Linked DNA regions of Homo sapiens: regions 1 and 2 are each linked to region 3. A link is a loop called in an ENCODE intact Hi-C map of the cell type or tissue named here. Cell type or tissue: Calu3. All regions are shown on one strand.

Region 1 (8,000 bases), 77 kb before region 3:
AGTTTGCTGTTTGATCATATAGACTCAGTGGAATGCTGAGTTGGTCACGTCCCACGGGCCTTTGGCTCCCTGTACCTATTGAGCCACGGGAGTCTCAAGGAGGAGGACTTTGCCAACTTGTGGCCTCTCTGCCCCAATGCTCCATCCAGCAGTCGTCAGACACAATGACAGCTGACCAGACAGGGTACTCCAGGATCTCAGCCAACTTCCCCAGGCCATGCTTGGGAAGGAGCACAGGTCTTCTCTGGCCTCAGAGTCCCCACATTTATTCTGGTGACTGTCTCCAACCCAGGATTGTGACCTTGGGTGGGATAGTAGGTCAGGGTGCAGGAACTTTGTTTCTCTCCAGCTTTCCCTCTGATTCTCTTCCCTTCCCCAACCCAGCTCTTCTTTTGCTGTTTAGACAACTGTTTAGATTCTGGTCTTTGTTTTTGTTGTTGTTGTTGTTGTTGTTTTGAGACAGAGTCTCACTCTGTTGCCAAGGATGGAGTGTAGTGGTGCCATCATGGCTCACTGTAGCCCCCACCTCCTGGGTTCAAGGGATCCTCCTGCCTCAGCCTCCCAAGTAGCTGGAACAATAGGCACACGCCACCAAGCCCAGCTAATTCTTCATTGTTTTGTAAAGATGGGGTCTCCTTATGTTGCCCAGGCTAATTTCAAACTCCTGATCTCAAGCAGTCCTCCTGCCTTGGCCTCCCAAAGTGCTGGGATTGCAGGCATGAGCCACCACACCTGGCCTAGATTCTGGTCTTGAAAGCTATCAGTACTTTCCTCTGCTTTCAGTTTCAATGAAAAAGCTGAGTATCCTCATGCTTCCTTCTCTCCACATTTCTGAAATCCTCCTCTAAAGGCATGAGGGAACTTCCCAGCCAGGTAGCTGAGGGGCCACAGGTTACAGGATATTGTGGGCTTGGGGTGGGGAAGGTTAGTACTCAGCATTCTGTATCCTGCCACTTACTGAAATGTATTTCTATTAAGAGGTATTTACCATACCTCAATAATAAAAATAAAAGACAGGTGCTAAAGTGATCCATAATACAATGGAATCACACCACGATGTGTTACAAATTCACTTCTTACACACCCCACGATTTCCTCATGAGGTGAACATACAGAAGGTAAGGCCCTGAGCCCTCTGATAGACCTGTGGGTCTGCAGGGCTCCAGCCTTCCAACCAAGGCACATTCATGACAAGTGCAAATAACCACCCAGGGACAGCAGGAGGAGCTGGGCTGAGGCTGGCAGAGACACACACGATCACATGCTGGTGGTCTCCATAAGACTGCTGTTTGCCCCAAGGTTGCTGTTATTTTTTTGGTTATTGCCATTTTTATGTGGTCAAAATATTTTCTACTTTGATTAATTTTTTTTTTTTAATGGAGTCTCACTCTATCACGCAGGCTGGAGTGCAGTGGCGCGATCTCGGCTCACTGCAACCTCCGCCTCCCGGGTTCATGCCATTCTCCTGCCTCAGCCTCCTGAGTAGCTGGGACTGCAGGCACTGGCCACTAGGCCCGGCTTTTTTTTTTTTTTTTTTTTTTTTGGTAGAGATGGGGTTTCACCATGTTAGCCAGGATGGTCTCGATTTCCTGATTTCGTGATCCACCTGCCTCGGCCTCCCAAAGTGCTGGGATTACAGGCATGAGCCACCGCGCCTGGCCTTTTTTTTTTTTTTTTTTTTTTTGTATTTACAGTAGAAATGGAGTTTCACCATGTTGGCTAGGCTGGTCTCGAACTTCTGGCCTCAGGTGATCCACCTGCTTCGGCCTCCCAAAGTGCTGAGATTACAGGCATGAGCCACTGCACCCGGCCATTCTTTGGTTAAATTCTAAGTATTTAAGGCGTCTTAGAAGCACCTCCATAGAACCCCAGGACATCTAGGAACCCAGTTGTAAACAGTCAGACTAAACCATGAATAGCACTTATCTCTGCGTGGTGAGATTTTTGTTTTCTTTTTTGTGCTTATCTTCATTTTCTGCCTCCTCCATAATGCAACTCATATTGTTTTGTTCAAGCTGAAGAGAAATCAATGTTTTAAAGGACTTCTGACCGGGTGAGTCCTGCTGCTCTCTGCCCTCCTACAGACTTTGCTCCCTTCTGGCCATGGAATGTTTGCTTAAAGTTGCAAGGGGGAAAGAAGTGCTTCAGAGGGTAGCTGACCTCCACTCCACCAGCCTCACCATTTTCCAGGCTGAGTGGTGGAACCATAGAGAGTGTGGCAGTAATCACAACTGGCGTGATTCCAGGAAGATAATTGAAAGAGCTCCCTCAGCAAAAGTCATCAAACACTGATAGTTGTTCCCAAGAAGGCAGGGTGAGTCCTTTGGAAGTTTTAAAAAGCAGTAAAGCAACCCAACAAGGGTCAGGAAACCCATGCACCCAGAAAACATCACTGACACGTGGCAGGTAGCGGCAGCCAGCAGCAATGACCTTCCCCATTCCCCAGTCCTCGCTCATAATCATCAAATCAGCCAATTATGGCCCAAGAAAGGCCTAATGCCCTCCACTTGCCACTGCCTTTTCTCGCCAGCATCCACCTGACCTATCAGCTCTCAGAAATGGGCCAAGCTCTCTATTGTCAGTATTCACTGACCGCCTAAACCTGCTGTGGCCCCCAGCTATGCAGCACCAAATTCAGAAATTTACAAATGTGCTTGATGGCACAGAGAGAGTTCAGAAGTACTCACTGAGTGATATTGCTGCTTCAGCCATAGGAAGTGAGGGGACAAGCTTGCTGTCCCTTCAAAGCCCCACTTGCTACCCTACCTTTCAGCACTTTTTTTTTTTTTTTTGAGACGGGGTTTTGTTCTTGTTGCCCAGGCTGAAGGGCAATAACATAATCTCAGCTCACTACAACCTCCGCCTCCCAGGTTCAAGTGATTCTTCTGCCTCAGCCTCCCGAGTAGTTGGGATTACAGGCATGTGCCACCACACCCAGCTAATTTTTGTATTTTTAGTAGAGACATGGTTTCACTATGTTGACCAGGCTGGTCTCGAACTCCTGACCTCAGGTGATCCACCCTCCTCAGCCTCCCAAATTTCTGAGATTACAGGCATGAGCCACCGCGCCCAGCCACTTTTCAGCATATTTTACGCCTACTTTGGAATGGGATCCATCCTCTAAGAGCTTGTAAAAAGCAACTTGTCTGCCATCTTCACTGAGTTAGTAGCTTGTATACGCATTTCCCAACCACATGCTGGAACACTGGATCAGTACCATTTTGCTTTAATTTTGACAGATACCTAAGAGACAACGCATAGGATTGTATGAACCCATTCTGCTCATCCCCCTTCTCTAACCCACCACTTTCCAGCTAGTCTAACCCTAGAATCCCAGGTGAGAAAATAACTTGGTAGTCTCCTTGTCCAACTCTCTACTTGGTACTTGAGTCGCCTGAAAAAATGGTCATCTCTGCTTGAATGTCTCCCACCCACCTGAGCCCCAGTGGCAGGCACTTCCAAGGGACTTCATTTCTTTTTTAGACAGTTCTAGGTTGAAATTTTTCCTTATGTGGAGCCCAACACAGAGTCACCTTCCCAACTCTGAAATATCCTAAATCCAAAATGTTCTGATTTCTAAACTTTTTTTTGTAACTCCTTTTGACAGCAAACTCTGTTCTAAACTGATGTAAGACTAGTTATGGTTTTTGCTTCCCGCATCATATGGTTCACTGCAGAAAATATCAATGTGTTTCATTATGAACCCCAATTAAGATATTACATAATATTCAGTATATGTACTATATCAGCTTTCCACACTTTGAAAAACTATAGAGAGTTTTGGAAAAGATATTGTAAACCTGTATCTGCTTTTCTAAATATGATATTTAGGTTTTTTCTATATCCTAATTATTTTTTTTCAGTTGATCCATCATTGACTGTGATGGGTGAATTAAAGTTTCCTACCATTTGTTTGTCTGTTTTTACCCCCTGTATCTCTTATAATTTTAGCTTTATGAATGTTGTGCTTTGCTATTTGGTACATAGATATTCAGAACTGTTGTATTCATTGTGGATTCCATCCTTAAGTATTATAAAGTGACTTTCTTTCTTTTTTTTTTTTTTTTTTTTGAGGCAGAGTCTGGCTCTATCACCCAGGCTAGAGTATAGTAGCTCTATCACTGCTCACTGCAGCCTCAGCCTCCCTGGCTCAAGTGATCCTCCCAGCTCAGCCTCCTGAATAGCTGGGACTACAGTTATGCAACACTACTCCTGGCTAATTTTTTTTTTTAATGTTTTGTAGAGACAGGGTCTATGTTACCTAGGTGGGTCTTGAACTCCTGGGCTGGAGTGACCCTCTCACATCAGCCTTCCAAAGCACTGGGATTACGAGCATGAGCCACAGCACCCCACCTTAAAGTGACTTTCTTCATCTCCATCTAGTGTGATATTAAAATTATGACCTGGGCTTTCTTTTGTTTGTCTTTTGTTTTGTTTTGCATTTGCCTCACCTATCTTTGTATGTACTTTTATTTTCAACCTTTTTTTTTTTTTTAAGATGAAGTCTCGCTCTGTCACCCAGGCTGGAGTGCAATGGCGCAATCCCAGCTCACTGCAACCTCTGCCTCCCGGGTTCAAGCAATTCTTCTGCTTCGAAGCCTCCTGAGTAGCTGGGATTACAAGCATGTGTCACCATGCCTGGAAAATTTTTTTATTTTTAGTAGAGATGGGGTTTCACCATATTGCCCAGGCTGGTCTCAAACTCCTGACCTCAAGTGATCCACTCACCTCGGCCTCCCAAAGTGCTGGGATTACAGGCATGAGCCACTGCACCTGGCCTATTTTCAACCTTTCTGAAAACACTTATTGTAGGTGCTCACTTGCTTGAGCTCAGCATGAAGGTGGGTGTTGCCTAAGAATACTCTGAAATATTGTTTATTTTAATAGGTGAGTTAAGCCTATTTCAACATCTATTCATATGTCAAATAAATTAGCGTTAGTTCTAACATAGTAACATTATGTTCTATTTTTGTTTAGTTTTTTAAAAACATTCACTATGTAGTCTGTTGTCTTTGTTGCTGTGAATAATTATTTTCAAATTTCAATAGGTTTTCATTTTTGCTCTGTTACTTTTATAATAAAACTTTTAAAAAATACCTCTAGTTTTCTATTATTCAAGAAATGTCTATTAGTGCCTAGGAACAATGAAAAAAAAAGCACATTTCCTCTTCCTCTCTTCCTCCTCTCTCCTACCAAAGAGAACATCTTTCTCTGAGTTTCATTTTGTACTATTAAAAATGTGTATGCTTCTATTACTTGGTTTGTCAGTCTTGAGTAATATTTTTTGACTCCCACTTATTACAGATGTAACAATCAGTTACCTTAATCTACCTCTCACCTACTTTCCCCCTTCCTCCACGAGTATTTGTTCAGTGCATGTATTTATACATTGTCAGGACATGTCATTTTTACATTATTTTCAATTACTCTAAAGTGTGGAATTATTTTTGCTTTAGTCTACATTACATATATTCAAAGTTGCCTCCAGTCTTTTTTCTATAATGTCCTCAGTTATCTCTTTGTTGGCTGGCATCCATCCTCTGATTGTTTCTTCAAGAAAGATTCAAAGAATCGACATCCCCTGAATTATTTTATGATCGAGGATATCTGTAGTCTTTATGGTTGAAGGATAATTTGGCTGGATTTGAACTCCATGTGTAACACTTTTTTTTCCCTTGGACATCTTTTTTAAGTATTGCATGACTTTCTTCTGACATTGAATATTGCTGCACGGAACTCGGAAACAAGCCTGCTTCCCCCGCCCCTCAGTGACTTGATCATTTTGCTTAGTTATCTTTGAAGTTTAATAACTTTACTAGGACACATCTCTAGGTTGGCTCTCCTGCATTAATTTTCTCTGATACATAATATAAATTAATGTCTCTATTTCAGAAAATTATATTTTTGTCCCTTGCTGTGGTTTTTTTAATTGCCTATTATTTGCACCCCTTCCATTTCATCCTTATTTCTCTGATACTTTGATCTGAGTTCTGCCCACCCATGCTTCATCTCATTCTGTTATCTCACAATCTCATCCCTATGTTCTTTTTCCTTTCAACTTTTCATTTGGAAAACTTGCAGAGCTACAGACATGTTGAAAGAATAATACAATGAGCAGCCATATATCATATACTTCATATAGATTCACCAATTATTATTATTTTGCTCTATGTGCTTTCACTGTCTCTATACTCACAAACAATACATACATGCATTTTTCCAAATCATTTTTAAATAGATTGTAGACATCAGAACACTTCAACCACAAAAACTTTAGTCTGCACCTCCTAAAATAAAAACATTCCACTATATAACCCCTATCTTAGACCATTTGAATTGCTAGAATAAATTACCATAGACAGGGTAGCTTGTAAACAACAGAAAATTATTTCTCACAGTTCCAGAGGCTGGGAAGTCCAAAATCAAGACACCCACGATTCAGTGTCTGTCGAAGGCCTACTTTCTGGTTCACAGATGGTACCTTCTTGCTGTGCCCTTAGATGGTGGAGGGGGCAAGGCAGCTCTATGGGTCCTTTTTTATAAGGCCACAAAACCCATTCATGAGAGCTCTGCCCCCATGACCTAATCACCTCCCAACAACCCCACCTCCCATCACATTGGTGATTAGGTTTCAACATATGAATCTTAGGGGGGCACAAGCAGTCAGACCATAGCAACCATACTAATTTAACAATAACTTTATAATATCATCTAATATATAATCTATACTCAAATTTCCCCAATTACCTCAAAAAATGTTTTTAAATACTATTCCAACCCAGTATCCAATTATACATTGCATTTGCTTGTTATGTCTCTTTATTCTCTTTTTTTTTTTTTTTTTTTTTTTTGGAGATGGAGTCTGGCTCTGTCACCAGGCTGGAGTGCAGTGAAGAGATCTCAGCTTACTTCAACCTCCACCTCCCGGGTTCAAGCAATTCTCCTGCCTCAGCCTCCCAAGTAGCTGGGACTACAGGTGCATGCCAGAACGTCCAGCTAATTTTTGTATTTTTAGTAGATATGAGGTTTCACTATGTTGGCCAGGATGGTCTCAATCTCTTGACCTCATGATCCATCAGCCTCGGCCTCCCAAAGTGCTGGGATTACAGGCATGAGCCACTGCGCCCAGCCTTTATTCTCTTTTAATCTAGACTAGATCTCCAACTTTTGTTATGACATTTACTTCTTTAAGAGTATATGCCAGGGTTTGCTTAGGGCAGGGAGGTTGAAGAGTGGCTCCTCTGTTTACAATACACCAAACAGGAATCTGGGGTCATTGTGACAAGGGGCACAAAACTTGTGTCCTCCCTACATGTGAAAAAAAAAAAAGAGAATCCATGCCAGTTGTTTTATAAAATATCCCATAGACTAGATTTGTCAGGTTGTTTCTTTATATTTCATTTGTTTATCTAGCATTTGTATTTCTGATAAATTGCCAGCTAGGTCCAAAGACTTGATAAAATTCAGATTAAACATTTTGCCTGTAATGATGTTGTGAATTTCATATTGCATTCCATCAGGAGGCACATGAGTTTAGGCTGTCTTGATATCAGTAATTCCAAGTTTGACCACTTGGTTAAAATGGGTAACTGCTAGGTTTCTCCAATGTAAAGGTACATATCTTCCCTCTATAATTACTCCATGTGGTGATACTTTATCACCATGAATATATTATTCCCCAATTGCCTTTTACTCAAGGGTTTTCACATCTATTGATGATCCCTACCTAAACCAATTGCTATATTAGGGGTTGCAAAATGGTAATTAAAAAAAAAATCTGTTAATGTATTTCTGTTTTGTGGTCTTTCTTCATAGAAGCAATTACTGCATTCACTTTTTAAAATTCAATTGCCTAATGCTTTTTTCAGCTGCTCTATGTCAATTTTTTCTGGTAAGTATTCTTCAATTGTTGGAAATGTTTGACACTCTTTTTTCCTCCTTCACCTTATAGTGGATTTAATTTGATGCTATGTGTCACTCATTATTGAGTGGGCAAGTTA
Region 2 (8,000 bases), 590 kb before region 3:
TTACAAGAAAAAAACAACCCCATCAAAAAGTGGGCAAAGGATATGAACAGACACTTCTCAAAAGAAGACATTTATCCAGCCAACAAACATGAAAAAAAGCTCATCATCACTGCTCATTAGAGAAATGCAAATCAAAACCACAATGAGACGCCATCTCACACCAGTTAGAATCACGATCATTAAAAAGTCAGGAAACTACAGATGGTGGAGAGGATGTGGAGAAATAGGAACACTTTTACACTGTTGGTGGGAGTATAAATTAGTTCAACCATTGTGGAAGACAGTGTGATGATTCCTCAAGGATCTAGAACCAGAAATACCATTTGACCCAGTAATCCCATTATTGGGTATATACCCAAAGGATTATAAATCATTCTACTATAAAGACACATGCATACATGTATTTATTGTGGCACTGTTCACAATAGCAATAGACTTGGAACCAACCCAAATGCCCATCAATGATAGACTGGATAAAGAAAATGTGGCACATATACACCATGGAATACTATGCAGCCATAAAAAAGGATGAGTTCGTGTCCTTTGCAGGGACATGGATGGAGCTGGAAACCATCATACTCAGCAACTAACACAAGAACAGAAAACCACTGCATGCTCTCACTGATAAGTGGGAGTTGAGCAATGAGAACACATGGACATAGGGAGGGGAACATCACACACTGGGGCCTGTTGGCGGGTGGAGGGCTAGGGAAGGGATAGCATTAGGAGAAATACCTAATGTAGATGACGGGTTGATAGGTGCAGCAAACCACCATGGCACGTGTATACCTATGTAACAAACCTGCACGTTCTGCAGAACTTAAAGTATAAAAAAAAAAAACATACTCTTAAAACTGTTTCAAATAAGAAATAAAGACAAAATTACAACAAATATTGAAGAGTCTTTAGGATATGTTGCAAATATGAATATATATGCCACTAATCATCTCCACGTAAGCAGTTCCTCTCCAGTAAATTTACATTGCAGTAAAAAGTGATGTCTCACAGTTCTCACATATTTTTTCATCATGTTTACTGCAATATCTTAAACCTTGAATAACACCATGGAACCCATAGAGTGCCACTAATTGATGCTCAAAGTACTCTAAGAAGCAGATAAAAGTCATGACATTATAATAAAAAGTTGAAATGCTTGATAGGTACCATAGATTGAGGTCTGCAGTGCAGTTGCCCACGATTTCAAGATACATGACTCCAGCATAAGGGCCTTTGTAAAAAAAAAAAAAAAAAAAAAGGAAAGAAAAAGAAAAAAAGAAAAATTGTGAAGCCATCACTGCAGCTATGCCAGCAGATGTGAAAACCTTGCACTTTTTGCAAACTATCTTTTTATCTCATTTTGAAATTGCAGCTTTTATGTGGTGCTGGGTTGCTATAAGAAAGACATACCTATAGACTAATATGAGTCAAGAGAAAGTGAAGTCATTATATGACAAAGCAAAAGGAAGGTGAAGAATCTAAAGCTGAAGAATTTGATGCCTGCAAAGGATAGTCTGATAATTTTACAAAGACGTTTGGCTTTAACAACAAAACAAAAAAAACAGTCACTCCCAGCCTGGCCAATAAGGTGAAACTCCATCTCTACTAAAAATACAAAAATTAGCCGGGCGTGGTGGTGTGCGCCTGTAGTCCCAGCTACTCGGGAGGCTGAGGCAGAAAAATCGCTTGAACCCAGGAGGCAGAGGTTGCAGTGAGCCAAGATCGTGCCACTGCACTCCAGCCTGGGCGACAGAGCGAGACTCCATCTCAAACAAACAAACAAACAAACAAACACTCACTCCTAAGTGTGGAAGTACACTGAGAGTTTCCTTGTTTGCTGCTTGACTGTCCTAATCATACTACAGCAAAGAGGTAGAGATAATGAGAAATAGTGCTCCAACCCTACTGGTCAGTTTCATAAGAGGCATCAGCCCAGGACTGGGTGTTTCATGGAGTATAAAGGGTAGAACTGAGTGTTGGCATATCATTTGATTCAATGGGGCCTAAAAAGCAGGGCACTTGGGAAACTGGGAGTTTGCGGAGACGTAGCCAAGTTGTCGCCTCCTTCTGGACTTCATTTTCTCTAACTGTACAACAGAAGGTGGGGTAGTAAACACCTACAGGAATGGCATTAGGATATGGTAAGACTGTAAGCACAAGGGCAGGGAATGTTTCTTTGAAATGTTCTGCCTCATTTCTCTTCCTCTCCTCTCTCTCTACCACAACAGCAAAGCTGAGCTGACCTGATGTGGAAGGTATTTTTCTTGGGCTTTCCAAGATCCTGGTAAGGTGTTAACATTTCAGTTTAAGATGTGGATTTCTTTTGTTTTTGAAAGTCCATGGGAACATTTAAATTTACAATGCAGTTAATTGGTTGTTTCCTACCACTGTCTTTGAGTTCCCCACCCTAAAAAAAATTTACTTCAATACAAAGTATTAGTAATCAATGTAACATTTACTAATAATTTCATAGGGAAGAGAGGAGATGGTTTATACTGTACCACACAAGAAGTAACTCAAGAAATCCCCCTATCGGCTGGATGCGGTGGCTCACACCTCTAATCTGGCACTTTGGGAGGCTGAGGCGGGTGGATGACTTGTGGTCAGGAGTTCAAGACCAGCCTGGCCAATACAGTGAAATCCTGTCTCTACTAAAAATACAAATTAGTGCTCACACCTGTAATCCCAGCACTTTCGGAGGCTGAGGCGGGCAGATTGCCTGAGGTCAGGAATTCGAGACCAAAGACCAACCTGGCTAACATGGTGAAACCCTGCCTCTACTAAAAGTGCAAAAATTAGCTGGGTGTGGTGGTAGCTGGGTGCCCGTAATCCCAGCTACCTGGGAGGCTGAGGCAGGAGAATCGCTTGAACCCAGGAGGCGGAGGTTGCAGTGAGCCGAGATCATGCCATTGCACTCCAGCCTGGGCGACAAGAACAAGATTTTGTCTCAAAAACAAAAACAAACAAACCCAAAAACACACCAAACAAACAAAACAAAACAAAACCACACAGCCCGGTTTGGTGGTGGGTACCATAGAGACTGAGGTAGGAGAATCGCTTGAACCTGGGAGGCGGAGGCTGTGGTGAGCCGAGATTTCCCCACTGTACTCCAGCCTGGGTGACAGAGCAAGACTGTCTCAAAAAAAAAAAAAAGTTCTTATCAAAATGTCACACCTAAAACAATATTTTAATAACATTACTCAGTAGTCTGTTCAATTAGTAGCAATAAATTCTGTGTGGGTGGAAGGATCTATCTAAATGTTTTTGTATATCTCTTTTCTGCAAACAGTGAAGTTCAGTGGAAAACCATGTAAACTGGTAGCCCTGAATTGGACTCTGGACTTTGTCACTTACAAACTGTGTAATCTTACACAAATTACATAACCTCTTTGAGTTCCAGTTGCCTCATCTGCGAACTGCAGTTTTGACTGTGTCAACAGTTGTGTGACTGTGTGAGGTATACATGGAACTCAGTGGAGAGACAGGAAAGATAAGATAGGTAATAAAGGAGTAGTATTGATCAGTACAAGGAAAATAGTCTGCTTACAGATGATAGATTGTTCTACAAGCATTGCTTCATATAATACTGTTTTTTTAAAAAAAATTTCTGGTTTTCTGCCTTTTGAAACTTAAACAATGTTTAGCCTACTGTAATCATTACTAGAATAATAGAAGGAGAGTGGACAAAAGGTTTCTGAAATAGGACTTTCAGTTGGATGACATTTGTGTGCATTCCTTTTGTGAGAGTGGAGACCAGATTTTGAGGATGGACTTTGGTCTATGATACTCCCAACGGAAATGATCCTGGTCTGGGCAAGCCTTCAGGAGTCACTGCTCACTCCACAAGAGGGTGCACAAAGACCACACAATACTGAGTTTTGAAGCCAGAACTCTTAGATGATGTCCAACTTTTTCTAGGGCCTTGCCCTCCACAGGGAGTCCCATAATCAAGAATCCTGACTTGTTCTCTCTGCATTTTCCCTTTAGATGCTGTGAGGCCAGAAGATTCCTGGCTGGATGAACTGGCTCCTCCAGCTACTGTATCTTCTTTGTGCAGAGCTGCCTCCCTCAGGGGTGGCTGATGCCTGTAGTCCAGCAGAGCCTCACAAACCCTGGACCCCAAAGGAACTGCTCAGGAACCCTCAGGGTTCCCAAAGGAACCCTGAGGAACTGCTAATCACCTGTGTCTGAGCTGGGCTCTTCTGTCTTCTTTCAGCTATTTCCTCCTGCCTTCATCCTTTTTGCTCAACTTTCTCTGATTGCTTCTCAGCTCCCTTTTCCTTGCCCAGGTATATCAACCACAAGAAACCAGGGCTCCCCTGCGTCAGATGTCTCTAGGCAGTAATAATCAAATCCTCCTGCTGGTCCCTTGGACTGCCTGCTTCACAGACATACTGACACAAAACACAAACATACACACACACACACACACACCAGCTACAAATCCTCCTGCTGGTCCCTTGGACTGCCTCCTTCACAGAAATACTGACACAAAGACACAAACATACACACACACACACACACACACACACGTGCATGCTAATCCCTCCATGGTGGCCGGTGTGTGGGAAGGGGCCATCTGGGACAGTAGCCTTGGGAGGCAGCTGTGAGGCCTGACCTCAGCATAAGTCTCAAGTCTGTGCCACACCTGAAGGGGGCATATTTACTCCCATGCACCGAGGATACGATGTCAAATAGCATTGCCCTGGACCTGGGCAGTCTTTCTGGGGCAAATCAAAGTTTTCCTCAGGTGCTAGGAAAACAAGAAACTCCAAAGCCAATGCTGGCCACTGTGTGTGAGAAGATACCCAGCTTCCAGAAATCCTAGCACTCTGCTGGCAAAGTCCCTGCAGTAACATTCTTCCAGGCTTGTTTGATGATTTTTATGGCAGGGGGTCTGGGTGAGAACACTAATTCAATTGTAGTATAACTCTGTTTAAACACACAGAAAAAAGAATCTTGACAAAACCCTCTTTCTTGGACTTCACAACACTGTGAAGCACAAACTGCCCCAAGGGCAGCCTTGTCTGCCCCACCTGCTAGATTCCCCTTCCCATCTCATCAAGGCGGGGCAAGAAGCCACTACAGTTGTCACCTCTCTTCTCTTCCTTTGCTATGCTATATTAATTGCTTGTAATGTGAGCTTTCTCTGAAGTTTGGGTATGTGAAGGTCCGAGAGGCCTGTACTATACCATTTCTTGGGCTCAGGACACAGTTCCTGATGTGGCTCAGAAAATACACTAGTCCCTACAGTTCACTAGGAAAAAAAATCTAGGTTTGTTATCAATTTCCCCCAGAAAATAATCTCAGCTTTTCCTACAACAGATACAGGGCCTATATTTATTAAAGAATGAGAGAGTTACAAAATGTGAAATTGAGAAAGAAACGTAGAGATCACCCATCCTAGACCAAGGGTCTCACTTTACAGAAGACGAAGATGAGGCCTGAAAAGAGAGGTGACTTGCCTGAGGTCCCATAGCTGGTTGGTGGAAGATTCTGGGCTGAAACCCAGTTACCCTGACTACCAGGTGAAGACAGTCTTGTTCACCTCAGTTTAAAGTGTTGTGTAGGAGCCAGTTAATTTTTTTTCCAATAAAGTCTGTATGTCTCTATTTGTGAATGTGGCTGAGAATACGAGGCCCTGAGAAGAGATACAATATCTCTGGCATTTATAACCATGCTTGGCAGGTACATGCTAAGAAAATATTTATTGAATGAATGGATGGGCCTGTGTGAACGCAGAGAAAGGGAGTGGCTATATGCCTAATATTACCCATGACTCAAGACCCAACAAAAGCAGACAAGTCAGGGACATACAGATATCAGGAGCACATTTTTTCCACTGGGTATGAAGCCTGAGTGAGGGAAGGGAGTATCTATTTATAAGTGATGTCTGAAAGCTTCATGTGTGCTGAGAGTCCAGTCTATGATCCCAGGATTAGACTTAACTTTCTTGGGCTCCATTTCCCTAATGTTCCTTAACATTAAGTAACTAGAGTGTATCTCCCAGATTGTCCCAGATCTATGTCAGGCCACAGACCTCAAGGGGGGAATGGATTTCACAGGAAAGTCATCTTATCTTGCGATGGTGTGCTCTTTGGGTGGTGGGTCCCTGTAGTGGGTAGAACGCCAACATTTCCACCTCTTAGCCTCTAACACATCTATTCCCAATCCCAAGCTTCATTTCTCCCTTTCCTCTGTTCACAAAAGTTCATTCTCTGGACTGAGAACTTGGAAGAGAGATGCAGGATTCAGTTTTGAATTGCGTGTATCTCGTGAAATAATCTTGGTATAACAAGTGAACTATTTAAATTCTTAGCACCTGTCTGGACATTTATTTCATTTCATATACCAGTCCATATCCAGTAACAAAGTATTGAAATCCTGTAACCATTTATTCTTCTCTTATCTGCTATAGAAAATATCTCCCCAACCTCCGCCAAAGAAGCTGGTTACTTAAACTGCATTTCATACTTCCCTCCCTGGACCACCCTCCACCACTTAGGAATACATCTGCCACAAAGCTCCAGCGCTGCTGCATCAGATAGAAAACAGGACTGGAAGAGGAGGGCCAGCATAAAATGGCCCTTCTCTTTTGGGTATTAGGTTCCAGACACTTGACAGGTTCCCTAAGGATTGCTAGGCAGATTCTGCTGCTTACTTTCAGTATCAAGGAGCAGGCTTGGCCTGGGTCCATAATCCCTAGAATGAGGAACTCTACCATCATGGCTGGAGAGCATCTCAGGTGCGGAGCCAAATTATATTGTGTTTCTCTAGACATGGGAATTAACCGGAGTTAGTCTTATCTTTGTAAAGTAAAAACCAGATGAACTACAAGTTCAGATACTCCCACTCGCCATAATATGCACTGAATTTTGTATGCAGAATGGGTTCACTTAAGTTCTCTATGATCTTATCACTTAACGGATAACATGCTTGTGAACCCCAAAAATCTGAGACAGGTCTCAGCTAATTTAGAAAGTTTATTTTGCCAAGATTGAGGATGCATGCCCATGACACAGCCTCAGGAGGTCCTGAAGACATGTGTCAAAGGTGATCAGAGCACAGTTTGGTTTTATAAATTCTAGGGAGACATGAGACATCAATCAACATATAGAAGATAAACATTGGCTCGGTCTGGAAAGGCGGGACAACTCAAAGCAAAGGCGGGAGGACTCAAAGTGGGGAGGGGGCTTCCAGGTCATAGGCAGATAAGGGACAGATGGTTGCATTTCTTCTGAGTTTCTGATTAGCCTTTCCAAAGAAGGCAACCAGATATGCATTTATCTCAGTGAGCAGAGGGGTGACTTTGAATAGAATGGGAGGCAGGTTGGCCCTAAGCAGTTCCCAGCTTGACTTTTCCCTTTAGCTTAGTGATTTGGGGGCCCCAAGATTTATTTTCCTTTCAAATTTCCCCCTTTATCTTTTTAAAAATCTTTTGGAGAAAGGACTTTAGAAGAAAATGAGTCTCTGGTCTCACATTTTCTCTGATCTTTCATGTTTAGGATGGTTTATTCCTAGACAGGTAGGTCCCGAGTTATTAGGAAAGCTCATTTTCAGCAGGTTGTGAAGTCTTATATTCTATGAAGAGAAAATAGGGGGAGGAAGGGAGAAAAGCAACATCAAACTAAAGAACAATCCTGGGAAATCAATATAGGCCACATTACTATGAAGTCCATATATCAGTAGGCAGGTATGAAAGTGGCTTATGTATGTAAACAGGTTGCTGTTACTTTCTTCTGAAGTTTAGTTGTCTAGCTTCAGTTCACAGGGCTTTACAAAAGCACAGCTTAGTTTTTGGTGGTTCCAAATTAGGAAAAATGGGGGAAAAAAAGAAGGAAAAAATGGAAAACATTATTTTGCAGGCTTGTAGCCAAGAAAAATTAGAATTCAGTCCAAACTGTAGAAAATAATAAAAATTGAAAAACATTAGACAAGACTAGAATCTAACAACAGGTGTTGTATTCATCCATTTTCATGCTGCTGATAAAGACATACCCAAG
Region 3 (8,000 bases):
TGCTGCGAGGAAGGCTGGTCTGACTCGCTCCCCAAACCGCTGCCCCTTCCCCTGTGCCCTTGCCCTCTCTCTGCCTCTTTCTCTTTCTGCAGCTCCAGGAGGAACTTCCTACCATCCTTGGTTCCCTTTCTTCTCACATGTTCGTAAAACCAGAATAATGAGGTTCATGAGGAGGATGCAAAGGACTACCATGCCCGGCACATAATAGGGACTCAGCAAATGATTGGTTACCACCCAGGGGATAGCCACTGAGTGCCTACTGTATACCAAGCACTTCTTGGTCCTTCATGCTCCCCTGGCCACCTGCTTTGGCCATCCTCATCCCAGGGTAGAGTGGGGTCAGTTGAGATGCACTGCCCCTTATGGAGGTTTTTCTAGGCAACTAAGGGAGAAAGGGGTTTCCAAGACAGCACTGACAGCCAGCCACTGCCTCTTCTCAGGGGACTGTCAGACCAACTCCTCAAAGGAATCCACCGGTGTAGTAGAAGAGACTAATAAACAGGCACTTATGTTTCCAGTTTTACCATCTAATGTCAATAAAATCCATAAGCATCTGTTGAGACAATACTGGCAGATTTATTAAGCATCTACTATGTGCAAGTCACACTCTAGAGATCACTTTTTCAGACTGGCCCCTTCAGTTCCTTTCCTAAGAGAAACCTGTTGCCCTCCCCTCTTATCTACCCAGTGCCCACAGGGCATTGTGGGCAGATCCAGACTACAGTGAGGTGCTCTGCCTCTCACACCTGTACGCAGGAAGGGGTCAGAGGCCACCTCTCTCTAACCTTCAGGGAGTGTCACCCCCTGTAAATACCCAGCACACGGTTCTCAACTGGACCTGTATGTATGGATCTCCTAAGAGCTGCATGCCTCCATCCAGCTTTCAACTATGAACATTTCCCAACACCCTGAAGAGCTGAAAGAACAGTACAATAAACACGCTCCACTTAGATTCAGCAATTGTTACCCATTTGGCACGTTAGCTTTAATGACTGTGTATGTATGTGTGCGTGCACGTGTGTGTTTGGCTAAACAGTTTAACAGTCAGTCGCATTATCATGACACTTCACCCCTCAACACTTTAGCGTGTGTCTCCCAAATATAAAGACACTCTCCTACATAACCACAACACCATTATCACACGCAAGAAAATTAACAACGATTCTTTAACATCCCATCATATCATATGCATATTCAAATTTCCCCTATTGTCATATTCAAATTTCCCAAAAAATGCCTTCAAGAATTGCTTTTCCCCCTAATGCAGGAGCCAATTGAGTTGCACACACTACATCTGTTTGTTTGTGCCTCTTTAGGTGCTACCTGTTAGCTGCTTCCTTGGAGAACGAGTAGGATCCAAGGGCTTCCAGTCCCGCCCCCATCACACCCCTTCCCTCTCCACACACCCCAGTATGCTTTCTTATTTGTTTTGGCTGCCGTTAATTTCTAAAATATTAAACAGGGCTGGGCACTGTGGCTTATGCCTGTAATCCCAGCACTTTGGGAGCTTGAGGCAGCTGGATCACTCAAGGTCAGGAGTTCAGGACCAGCCTGGCCAACATGGTGAAACGCTGTCTCTACTAAAAATACAAAAATTAGTGGGGCATGGTGGTGCATGCCTGTAATCCCAGCTACTCAGAAGGCTGAGGCAGGAGAATCACTTGAGGTGGAGGTTGCAGTGAGCCAAGATCACACCACTGCACTCCAGCCTGGGCAACAAAGTGAGACTCCATCTCAAAAAATGAAATAAAATAAGCCAGGCATGGTGGTTCATGCCTGTAATCTGAGCACTTTAGGAGGCTGAGGTGTGCGATCACCTAAAGTCAGGAGTTCAAGACCCGCCTGGCCAACATGGTGAAACCCCGTCTCTACTAAAAATACAAAAATTAGCCAGGCATGGTGGCAGGTTCCTGTAATCTCAGCTACTCAGGAGGCTGAGGTAGGAGAATCACTTGAACCCAGGAGACGGAGGTTGCAGTGAGCCAAGATCGCACCATTGCACTCCAGCCTGGGAGACAGAGCAAGACTCTGTCTCACAAAATAAATAAAAATTAAAATAAATAAATAAATATAAATAAAATAAAATATTAAATGTATTGATATTTAAATGAATGCCAAAATCTCTTTCCAAAAGTAAATAATAAAATCTGGAGATATTCTAAGATTTTGCATTTTCTCTCTAGGTGATCTAGTTCTCAACTAACTTCTGCTACTAAACAGCAATGTGACCTTGGCAAGTCCTTGGTGACATTCAGTAAATACTGGATGGATGGATGGATGGATGGGTGGATGGATGGATGGATGGATGGGTGGATGGATGGATGGATGGATGGATGGATGGATGGATGGATGGGTGGATGGATGGATGGATGGGTGGATGGATGGATAGATGGATGGATGGATGGACCAAAGCATTTGTCTGTTTCATCACTCTGGATTGATTATCTCTGTAAAAACAAGCAAGTCAGGCTGGACGCGGTGGCTCACGCCAGTAATCCCAGCACTTTGGGAGGCCAAGGCGGCCAGATCACGAGGTCGGGAGTTCAAGACCAACCTGGCCAATGTGGTGAAACTCTGTCTCTACTAAAAATACAAAAAATTAGCTGGGCGTGGTGGCGGGCACCTGTAATCCCAGGTACTCGGGAGGCTGAGGCAGAAGAATTGCTTGAACCCAGGAGGCAGAGGTTACGGTGAGCCAAGATTGCACCATGGCACTCCAGCCTGGGCAACAGAGGGAGACTCTGTCTTAAAAAAAAAAAAAAAAGAAAGAAAAAAACAAGCAAGTCAGAGGATCCAGTTCAGATCTCACATTCTGCTGTTATAAGGTTCTGGTCCTGGTACACACACACACACACACACACACACACACACACACACACACACACAGGGTATTGGCTATGGACCTCTCATCTTTCATTGAAAACCCCCCATTCCTTCTTTTTCTTACTGGAATCTTGTGTTCTTGTCCAGGTAGTTGGGTAGACTGAACTCCAAACTGTGTGCTTACTGCACCACCTGGTGAAAGAGTTGCAGTATCTGCAGTTTTTATCTACTCCAGTGAGTGGACGAGGCCACAGATGTCAGAAAGCTCTCCCCGTATTCTGAAACAAGGGCCGTCCTTCACTACCAGATCCCTTTTCAGTGCCTGACCATTTTATGAACCCAAATCTGTTTCTAACCTTCACCAGCATTTTGATTTTAATTTGGAAGAGGACCATGTGCCTGAGCATCAAACCATTCAAATGGAGCAAATAAGAACAGAGCTTGGCATGAAAACGAAAGAAAGACATGAAAAATCCATTTGGCACATGTTTATGATAGGAGCATAGGGCAAGCAACAACTGACAAACTTCAGGGAGAAATAGGTAAGTCAACAATTGTAGTTTGAAATATTACCAGACTCTTCTATGGTCAAGCAGAGGTGTTAAAAATAGGGGCAATATACTTAATAAGATTGAGCTATTAGCTCTATATAGCACTTTATACTTGGGGATAAAGAATATGCATTCTTTTTGAGATATTCAACATTTAAAACAATTTGGTAAGCTATAATGGAAGCCTTTACAAATTCCAAAGGATCCTTATTATTCAGACTATATTATTTGATAATAATGCAATATAATTAGAAATTTATAACAAAAGTCAAATTTTTTAAAATTTCAGGACAGACAGGCCAATGCCTATAAATTTTGGAGGAGGAGAGAAATAATGAATAACTTCAATTTTTTTAAGAAAAAGCTGGGTGATGTAGGGGCGGAAAGGGGATGATTTCTTTTCTCCTCATTATAAAGAATCACAGAAGGCCGGGCGCAGTGGCTCATGCCTGTAATCCCAGCACTTTGGGAGGCTGAGGCGGGTGGATCACCTGAAGATGGGAGTTGGAGACCAGCCTGACCAACATGGAGAAACCTCGTCTCTACTAAAAATACAAAATTAGCCGGGCATGGTGGCGCATGCCTGTAATCCCAGCTACTTGGGAGGCTGAGGCAGGAGAATCACTTGAACCAGGGAGGCGGAGGTTGCAGTGAGCCGAGATCGCGCCATTGCACTCCAGCCTGAGCAACAAGAGTGAAACTCAGTCTCAAAAAAAAAAAAAAAAAAAAAGAATCACAGGAGACACTCCTATAATGAAACACAGAATAACAACAGAAAACACATGCATGGGAGTCTACAAATATGAAAACTCAAGTACAGGGCCAAAGGACTGACACTTAAATACCCTCTTCATTAGGGAGAGGGAAGTGCGGAGTGTAAGAATAAATGATTTTCAGGGGAAATGAATGGACCTGGAAAACAGAAATTAACTTGTAAATAATTCTCTTTGGAATTTGGATGCGCACAAGAGGCAGACATCATCTTGTGAAAAAAGCTGGGCGTAGTGGCTCAAGCCTGTAATCCCAGCACTTTGGGAGGTTGAGGTGAGAGGATTGCGTGAGTCCAGGAGTTCAAGAATAGCCTGGGCAACATGGGGAGACGCCGTCTCCAAGAAATATCAAAAATTAGGCATGGTGGCACACTCTTATATTCCCAGCTACTCAGGAAGCTGAGGCAGGAGGCTCACTTGAGCCTGGGAGGTTGAGGCTGCATGAGCCATGTTTGGCCACTTTACTCCAGCCTGGGTGACAGAGTGAGACCTTGTCTCAAAAAATAAATTAAATAAATAAATGTCTTGGGAAAAAGTTCATCCAGGTGTGGTTACATTCTTCAGTCTTGCTTTTCTGAGATAATGAGATTTCAGGGAGAGGACGGAAGGCAATTGTGGTCCTATTTCGGGGTCTGGTTTCTAGGTAGATAAGAGAACTTCATTAAAAATTTTTTCTTAAACTTTATCAACTCCCAAGCACCTGGAAACTTCAGAAAATAGCCTCATTCTGTGCTTTGAGAGAAACAAAGAATTCAGAAACAGGAGTTGGGGGAAGGTCAAAGAGATCATGAGCCTGCTTCTTTAGTCCAGCATGTCAAAGAACCATTGGGATACCAGTTTCTGAGTCCCAACATTGACTTCCAAAAGAATCAAAATACAATCTTACGGATTTCGTCCAATGGAAAAATAGAAATTGTAGAAAATTGATAACATTTTTAATCCAAAAGAAGATAGGAAAAAGTAAAAAGAAGAAAATAAAGAGCTCATACAAAATAAAATGGTAGATCCAAATGTATTCATAACTATAAGAAAGATAAACATATTTGTCAGAGGCGTTCAAACCAGAATGACTCCATCTTGAATAGGGGCTGGGTAAAATAAGGCTGAGACCTACTGGACTGCATCCCCAGATGGTTAGGCATTCTAAGTCACAGGATGAGACAGGAGGTCACAAGATATAGGTCACAAAAACCACACTGATAAGACAGGATGCAGTAAAGAAGCCAGCTAAACCAGCTACTCAGGAGGCTGAGGCAGGAGAATCGCTTGAACCCGGGAGGCAGAGGTTGCAGTGAGCCGAGATTGGGCCATTGCACTCCAGCCTGGGCAACAAGAGCGAAACTCCATCTCAAAAAAAAAAAAAAGAAGAAGAAGAAGCCGGATAAAACCCACCAAAACCAAGATGATGACGAAGGTGACCTCTGGTCATCCTCATTGCTCATTATACATTAATTATAATGCATTGCCTTGTTAAAAGACACTCCCACTAACACCATGACCATTTACAAATGCGATGGCAATGTCCAGAAGTTACCCTATATGGTGTAAAAGGAAGAGGAACCCTCAGTTCCAGGAATTCCCACCCCTTTCCTGGAAATCTAATGAATAATCCACCCCTTGTTTGGCATATAATCAAGAAATAACTATAAATATACTCAGTCGAGCAGCCCATGCCACTGCTCTGTCTATACAGTAGTCGTTCTTTTATTCCTTTACGTTCTTCATAAACTTGCTTTCACTTTACTCTGTGGACAGGCCCTGAATTCTTTCTTGCGGGAGATCCAAGAATCCTCTCTTGGGGTCTGGATTGGGAGCCAATAACATATTTAACTCAGATATTAAAGGACAGAACGTATCAGATCAGATCACAGTTCTACACTGTCTCAAAAAATAATAATAATTTTTATTTATAAGGTAGGATATTCTATGGACCTCTGTTTCATGGGTCTCTGCCTGTTGCACCGTCTCCACCCCTGGTAATTATGACACCTAGCACATGCTTTAAAACCTTCTCGGTTGCCCACCTACAAGATACTTCAAACCAAGAGAATGGCTCTCGAAGCCCTTCACCATAGAGCCACAGTCTCCAGGTCTGGACCATTTGACAGCACCTTTCCCCCACACCCTCCCTTCCAACCACACCTGGCTCCCAAACTCCCCAACCTCACGGCCCCACTCACAACTGGGCATTGCCCACCTGTTAGCTCTGCCTAGAAGGCCTCTCCCCCTGGCCCATCTCTTCTGCCTGGCAACCAAACTACTATTGGTTCAAGACCCAGCTCCAACAGCACTTGCTCTGTAAAGCACTAGCCAACTGCTCTGCACCCCCTTCCCCGCTGCGTGGTCTCCCTGCATCATTCCTGCAGCCCTTCTTTCCTCTCTCCTGCCCTTCCTCCATCCTTCCTTCCTAATTCAATGAAATACAGGGCCTCTGGGCCGGCCCTGCTAGGCACTGAGGAGTCAAGGTTGAAGGGGGACAGAGATCGGTAATGACACTATTAGTGCCAGTCGTGAGAACCTCAAGGACAGAGCAGCTCCATGTGCCCAGCCCTCAGCACCAGCCTGGCGCCTTACAGGTGCTCGAAGGACATCTGTTGAGCGGAAAGATTCTTTGGAGGGTGTCCTAACCTCTGGTTCCTGTGAATGTGATCTTATGTGGAAATAGGATGTGATCAGGTTAAGATGAATCCTACTGGATTGGGTGGGCTCTAATCCTATAACCCGTGTTCTTATAGGAGGGAGATGTGGGCCTGGACGTACAGGAAGACAGAGACTGGAGTGAGGCATCTGTAAGCAAACGCACAACAAGAAGTGCGGGCAGCCGCCAAAAGCTAGAAAGAGGCCAGGAAAGACTCTCTCTAGAGCCTGCGGAGGGGGCACGGCCCTGCCCACGCCTTGATTTCAGACTTCTGGCCTCCAGAACTGTGAGAGAAGACACCTCTGCTGCCTTAAGCCACCCAGTTAGTGGTAATTTGTTACGGCAGCTCTAGGAAACAGAATACAGAGTCCAAGCAGGAGTCAGTTTCTCATAGACTCCTAGGTCGCATCCCCTACCCGCTGGAGGCCCTGGCTGTCACACCCCCGACTCTCCGCTGACCCCCGCTTTGCATAACCTGGAAGCTAACTCACCACACGCCCAAGCGTCCCCTCCAGCCGCAGAGGGCCGCCTCCTCATTCGACACTAGATGGCGCCAGCGGGCTGAGCCGGCCCGGCTTCGTGGGATCCTGGTGGGTGGGGTGAGTCGCCCGCGGGCCGAGACCACAAATCCAAGGTGAAGATCAGACATCCAACTTCTTCGAGTTCTTCCCAGGGAAAGTGGCTTTTTTTCCGTTCAGAGGGAGGAAATCGGACCCTCCGCCCTGCCCGCCCGGCGCGCCCTTGCGGCCTCAGGTCTGAGCCGCCCGTGGCGCTTCCTCCGGCCTCTGCTGCAGGCCCGGGCGCTGCTGAGCCTGCGTGGGGGCGCGCAGGCGGACCGCGAGGGCGTCGAGCACCCTGGCCTGCGCAGGCAGAAGGATATGCCCTTGTGCTGTGGGCTGAGCCGAAGCTGGGGCTTTCCGGGCGTGGGGACGGCTGCCTGCCAAAGGGCATGGCAGCAGGGAAAGAAGACGGGGTGGATCCACTCCTCTTCGTGGACCCTGTATTTTCTTCTTTTTTTTTCAATTTTAAAATTTTGCATCATTAGTTTTGTTTTGGTTTTTTGTTTGCTTGTTTTGAGACAGGGTGTCACTCTGGCGCCTAGGCTGGAGTGCAGTGGCGCAAACACTGCTCTCTGCAGCCTCGATCTCCTGGGCTCAGGTGATCCTCCCACCGCAGCCTCCATACTCCATCCCAGGAATGAAAAACTAGGCCTGCAAC

Evidence for each region. Peaks named below come from ENCODE experiments on the same cell type or tissue, not always from the same donor. Only the 100,000 strongest peaks of a DNase experiment are listed, where the experiment ranks them.
Region 1: it touches region 3 in a loop (4-fold over the local background); 12 of 110 quality-filtered maps call a loop at or near these places.
Region 2: a loop joins it to region 3, with 12 times the contacts of the local background. A loop is called at or near these places in 3 of 110 quality-filtered maps.

Annotation. Positions count from the first base shown.
Region 1 is chr14:69,803,534-69,811,533 of GRCh38, reverse strand. It overlaps LOC124900353 (small nucleolar RNA SNORA11), which reads left to right and starts at 7,203; the gene lies at 7,203-7,331. In Calu3, no CTCF peak of the experiment used is centred here; no DNase peak of the experiment used is centred here.
Region 2 is chr14:70,313,896-70,321,895 of GRCh38, reverse strand. LOC101928046 (a long non-coding RNA gene) reads right to left here. Exons shown (of 7, transcript XR_007064236.1): 6 at 7,478-7,578; 7 at 6,665-6,770. Among named protein-coding and RNA genes, the nearest start is that of COX16, 42 kb to the left of the region's middle. In Calu3, a CTCF peak has its summit at 3,901; a DNase peak (open chromatin) is centred at 3,845.
Region 3 is chr14:69,726,465-69,734,464 of GRCh38, reverse strand. No RefSeq gene overlaps it. Among named protein-coding and RNA genes, the nearest start is that of SRSF5, 37 kb to the left of the region's middle. In Calu3, a CTCF peak has its summit at 7,347 (motif pointing right); DNase peaks (open chromatin) are centred at 3,024 and 7,334.